Linked DNA regions of Homo sapiens: region 1 is linked to region 2. A link is a loop called in an ENCODE intact Hi-C map of the cell type or tissue named here. Cell type or tissue: OCI-LY7. All regions are shown on one strand. Each heading gives the region's core, and the rest is flanking DNA. Links, peaks and the distances in the headings are about the cores only.

What was found. Peaks named below come from ENCODE experiments on the same cell type or tissue, not always from the same donor. Only the 100,000 strongest peaks of a DNase experiment are listed, where the experiment ranks them.
Region 1: a loop joins it to region 2, with 6 times the contacts of the local background. A loop is called at or near these places in 4 of 110 quality-filtered maps.

Annotation. Positions count from the first base shown.
Region 1 is chr13:49,447,436-49,450,361 of GRCh38, forward strand. The region is part of intron 1 of SETDB2-PHF11 (SETDB2-PHF11 readthrough); the gene reads left to right. The region is part of intron 1 of SETDB2 (SET domain bifurcated histone lysine methyltransferase 2); the gene reads left to right. Among named protein-coding and RNA genes, the nearest start is that of SETDB2-PHF11, 4.6 kb to the left of the region's middle. In OCI-LY7, for the core only: no CTCF peak of the experiment used is centred there; no DNase peak of the experiment used is centred there; H3K4me3 peaks cover 1,239 bases; H3K27ac peaks cover 1,176 bases.
Region 2 is chr13:49,539,316-49,542,241 of GRCh38, forward strand. RCBTB1 (RCC1 and BTB domain containing protein 1) reads right to left here. Exons shown (of 13, transcript NM_018191.4): 11 at 2,361-2,512; 12 at 1,561-1,691. Among named protein-coding and RNA genes, the nearest start is that of RCBTB1, 45 kb to the right of the region's middle. In OCI-LY7, for the core only: no CTCF peak of the experiment used is centred there; DNase peaks (open chromatin) are centred at 186, 626 and 1,346; H3K4me3 peaks cover 1,854 bases; H3K27ac peaks cover 2,036 bases.

The DNA.
Region 1 (2,926 bases), core at 137-2,636, 92 kb before region 2:
ACTGTCTTCATCTTGTGCCTAATAAAAATTCTCCGAATGTTTCATCATTGAGTATGATGTTTGCTGTCATTGAGTAGGATGTTTTGGTAGATAGCCTCGATCAGAATAAGAAAGTTCTCTTTTTTCCTAATTTGCTAAGGGGCCCCCCCACCTTCCATGGAATAATTTTATATTGAATTGTTTTGTTTTTCTGCATGAAGTGATAGTTTTCCTCCCTTTGCCTGTTAATATAAGCATTCACATTGATAAACTTTTCATGTTAAACTTTTTAGGTATTCTTGGGATAAACTATTTTGGTAATACATTCTTATTCTACTGCTGGATACCTTTATTCAGTATTTTTGTGTCTAAGACCCAGTAGTGATTTGGGCCTTGAGTTTTTTTCTTGCATGTCAAGGTTATACTTATCTCATAAAAAAAAGTTGAGTAGCTTCCCATATTTTTCCTGCTTCAGAACAGTTTGTATATGATAAAAATTAGCCGTTCTCTGAAAGTTTTGTACAATTCATCTGTAAAAGTTTATGGACCTAGTGTACTAGCAGTGAAAAAAATTTCATATCTCATAAAAAAAAATTGAGTAACTGCTTAAGAAAAAGTTGAGTAGCTTCCCATATTTTTCCTGCTTCAGAACAGGTTTGTGTTTGATAAAAATTATCTATTCTTTGAAAGTTTTGTACAATTCATCTGTAAAACTTAATGGACCTAGTGAACTAGCAGTGAGGGGTGGGGATGTGTGGCACACATCTCTAGTAATATCTTCAGTGTTTTGAGCCTATTTGGTAATTTATATTTTCCTAGAAAATTGTTCAGTTCGTCTGTGCTCAGGTTCATTGACATAAAACTGTCTGAATTTTAAAATGTTTAAAATCTCTTCAGTAGCTAGAGATCTATCTTCATTTGTTATTATTTATTTTGTTGCTTTTTTCCCAGCTTCTTTAATTGAATGTTTAAGTCAATATTTTCATTTTGCTAATAAAATTTATTTAAGGCCTAAATATCTCTTGGCATGCTGCTTTGGCAAAATCCTTCAGGCTTTGAAATGTATTACTTCAACCGATCACCATTTCTAAATGTTCTTAAATTTCTCCTTTGATTTCTTCTGTAAACCATATACATTATTTGGGAAATTTGATTTTTTAATTTCCGCAGGTAGTATGGGGTGGGGGGTTGATTTACTACATTCAGTGACTATGCTCTGTGTAAACAGTCTTTTGGAATTTGTTGATAATTCCTTTTGGTCTCATAATAGTTTTTGTAAATTTCATGCTTTTCCTCCCACAAGAAGTATTTTCTGTTGGGTGCAGGGTTCTATATATTTTTTGGATTAAGCTTGTTAATTTGTCATTTAAATCCTTTATACTCTGGTTTTTTACCCACTTTATCTCAGTTCCTTAGATTTGTTACTTCATCACCAAATTGTGGATCTGTGCATTTTCCTTTTAATTTTGCTTTATATATTTCAGAGTGATGTTATTTGTACATAAAGGGTCATGAATATTAAATCTGGTGAATTGTTCTGTCAGCATAAAATATTTGTGTCTTTTATTGATTTTCATATTCAACTCTTATTTGATACGTTTCTTCTTATAATTGCAGATGTCTTTTTCCAGTCTCTTCGTTTTCAGCCTTGCTGTGACATTTTGTGTAATTTAAGTGGGTCTCTTATTTTAAAATATCATATCTGGGTTTTGCTTGCCATCCAATCTGAGAGTCTGCCCTTTAATAGGTAATTCACCTTTATTGTGATTATTGACATATTTTGGCCTTATTCTTGTCATTATTTAACAAGCTTCTCTTTGTATCTTTTATATCTTATTTTTCCACCTGTTTTTTGGAACAGAGTCTTGCTCTGTTGCCCAGGCTGGAGTACAGTGGCGTGATCTCGGCTCACTGCAACCTCTGCCTCCCAGGTTCAAGCAATTTTCCTCCCTCAGCCTCCCAAGTAGCCCAGATTACAGGTACACACCACCACACCCAGCTAATTTTTGTATTTTTGGTAGAGATGGGATTTCGCCATGTTGGCCAGGCTGGTCTTGAACTCCTGACCTCAGGTGATCCACCCACCTCAGCCTCCCAAAGCGCTGGCATCACTTTTATTTTTAATTGAGGTTAGCCCCAAGTTTTCTTTGTTCATTTTTTTTTAAGTTGATTAACTTTACATTTCACAGTTCTTAAATTTATGTTTTCTTAACAAAGTGTACATTTAGTCAGTTTTGATAAGGCCCCTGTAAAGAAGAAGTTAGCATGCTTCTACTTTGCTTTCTCTCATCTTGAAACAATCCCTTCCATCTCTCCTCCAGAAAAGAACATAATCTCTCATGATATCTTTAAGAATTTTTCTTTCATTTGTTATTAAATTCAGTTTACATTTAACATTAATGTGTTTTACTCATTTATTTGCTCACTATTGCTACGTATACCTCAGTGCTTTCTTATAGGTTCATTTTTCATCATCAGATACTTATTTCTTTCACAGTCTCTGAGTGACTCTTTGAATGTCTGCAAATGTCTTTTTTTCATCTTTAGTATGGAAAGATAGCTTGGCTGGATATAGAGTTCTGGGTTCATACTGACTTTGCTTTAACATTTTGCATCTGACATTTCTGATGAGAAATCTCATTACTAGTCTAATACACCTTCCTTTTAGATAATCTACATTTTTCTGGAAACATCTAAGACTTTGTGTTTTTGATATTCTGAAGTTAGTCACGGTTTGTCTAGCGATGTGTGTTAAGAATTTTATCCTGGTTGGTACTCAGTGGATTCAGTTTGCTTATGTGTTTTCCAGTTCTGAGAAATTCTTGCTCATTATTGCCTCCTCTCCATTTTCTCAATTTTTTGCCTCCTCTTGTTTCCTTGCTCTGTGTTCTTGGTGAATTACTCAACTCAGTCTTCCAGCTTACTAACTGGCTCTTCATGTTAGTCT
Region 2 (2,926 bases), core at 142-2,641:
AAGTTTTTATCATGTTTATACTTAATATGAGAAAAATGAAAACTAGTAAAGGAAATGACCTGCTGGCACAGGAAGCAGCAGCAGAGGCTTTTTCTGTAAACTTCCTAGGACAGATCTTAGCTAAAAGTGAGGAAGAAGTTTCCAGCAACTTGAGCCGAGACATCTGCCTCTGCCCAGGTTGTTCTCACTGGTGTTAGTCAGCAAGGTCTGATCCTGAGTATGGAACTCGTTAACAAGGAGGAGGAGCGTGGAGAGGCCCAGAGAGGATTCTAACATCCGTCACCAAATGGACAGAAAAGGCACTAACCCAATTTAAAATTATATCACCGGGTGGAAATAAAATCTAAAGAAACAGCTTTTCTAATAAAGAGGTTCAGGGTGTCACAGGAAGGACAGGAAAAAAATCATACCCCATTTTCTATTAGAAATGATTTACTTTGATCATCATTCCATCTGTTGTCGGGCTGCAGACAAAGTCAGCTACATTTGACCTTATCAAATATTTATAATCAGAATATAGCCTCAAACAAAAATAAGATACATTTTGAAAACATCGTGGTCAACTTTGATCCCTATGTGTGATGAAGTGTGTCCTCTTATACCTCAAAGGACACAGCTGCAGATCTTTGCAGGTGTTTGATAAACTCCTTGATACCAGATATTCTGCTTTGTCAAATGACAAAGTATCTGCAAGGATAGGCTAATTGTAACATTCTACATGCACAACTTAGCTAGATATTTTGAAACTCCAAGGCTATTGCTCTCTACCTTTTATTCTCTCTGAATCTGTGAAACCAACCATACCCGCCTTCAGCTCACTGATCATCCTTAATGCTTCCTTTAAGGTACTATCTTCATCCAGTTCAACATTTATCAGGTGCCTAATATGTGCCAGGCACTATAGGGTATACAGACGAATGAGACAGTTCCTGCTCACGAGGAGCTTACAGTCTGATGCTTTGGTTCTTCAAAAAAATGCACACAAACTTTCAGACTCCCCAAAGCCCATTAATTCACAGGCTCAACAGATCTGTGAATCTCAGATTAAGAACTCAACCCAGTGCAAAAACAAAAGGAGTCCACAGCAAGTTCTTAACAGGTAAATAACTGTGAGCTGTAATTAGACACTAATAGAATTGCAGAGCGTACACAGATACAAATCATACACATCCCCAGCTTATGACAGGGCAGAGGTGGAAAGACAGCAAGGTAAGTCTCGAAATAAACACATATGCTGACATTAAGAAAGACTTGAAACTAAAATATGCTGTTTGTTAGTCCAATTAGTTGTGGCACCTTATGTTCCAACCTGCAGCACAGCTGCTAGGACCTTGGTTCGTTTCCTGTCTTACTTAGAAATGAAAGTAGAGGAACAACGACTTTTGAAACAATGAACAGGGAATTAAGAAGCAAGGGCAGATTTCAGTTTTCAATGGGTTCACTGATTCCCTAAACAGAAGTGGAGTGACTCATCGTTTTCCATGCCTCACGCAAGAAGCGGGGGAGACGAGCACAAAGGGAGTTAAAGGTGGTCTGGTTTCTGTTTGTTGTTTAAGTTACCTCTGCATCATATCTGACTGCAGCAGAGAATAGCGAAAAGGCATTCTCCACAGTAATTCCTCTCTTGATAATGTGCTGACAAAGTTTTTTCAGTCTGTTTTCACAGTAAGATGTCGCCAAATCCAGAAGACCTAAAAGTAAAATATGTGAAAGGTTTAATCAAATGTATAATAATTTCCAATACACAGAGATTTTGTTTTGGTGAACAGAGGTGTACAGGTAAATTAGAAGTTTCTTAGTGGATAAGATTCTGAATTTGAGTAAATAAATTCTCTTTTTTACTGTCTGCCTCCTCCACTTCCACACCTCTCCTATATTTACTTTATACAATTTCTTCAATAGTGCAAAGAAAGAGCAAAAAATGCAATTTCAATCCTCATTTTGTTTCTAAAACGCTAAATGCATTAGCAACTTATACTTCACTACTAGAAAATTAAAATAAGCCCATAGCTTAATACCTAGGTGATGGGTTGACAGGTACAGCAAACCACCATGGCACACGTTTACCTATGTAACAAGCCTACACATCCTGCACGTGTACCCCAGAACTTAAAAATAAATTAAAAAAAAAAAAGTCCTTCAGTAACATTAGAACAAAAAAGCCTATGGTCATAAACTAGGTCCAAAACTATTAACCATAATAACTACACAATACTACTTTTAAAGATACTTACTTCAAATCTTTTTTAAGCACCAAATTAAAGCCAATACACCTGAAGCTTTTTACATTTCAGGACTAAGAATATGAGGGGATATATTCTCCACCATGCGGCTCGTCCATCCCAATGCTACCACAGTACCTATAGCATCTTCTGGCGGCAGGTCGACTGTGTCTGTGTAGAGGTACTGGAGAAAGGCACGATACACTGGGTAAGAAAACTGATCGATTTCTATCACTTCCTTCATGTCTTCATTCCAATACGACTGGAACATGGATCGAAAATGCTCACACCTAAAACAGCAAAGCAAAAGTCTTATTTGTTCAGCAGCAATTTTTAAAAAAGAAAAAAAAATTACCTAATTAAGTTGATAAAATCAGATAAACAGAAGTATCCTTGGGCCGGGCGTGGTGGCTCATGCCTGTAATCCCAGCACTTTGGGAGGCCAAGCGGGTAGATCACCTGAGATCAGGAGTTCGAGACCAGCCTGACCAACATGGATAAACCCCGTCTCTACTAAAAATACAAAATTAGCTGGGCATGGTGGTGCATGCCTATAATCCCAGCTACTCAGGAGGCTGAGGCAGGAGAATCGCTTGAACCCGGGAGGTGGAGGTTGTGGCGAGCCGAGATTGCGCTTCTGCACTCTAGCCTGGCAACAAGAGCAAAACTCCGTCTCAAAAAAAAAAAAAAAGTAAGTATATTAA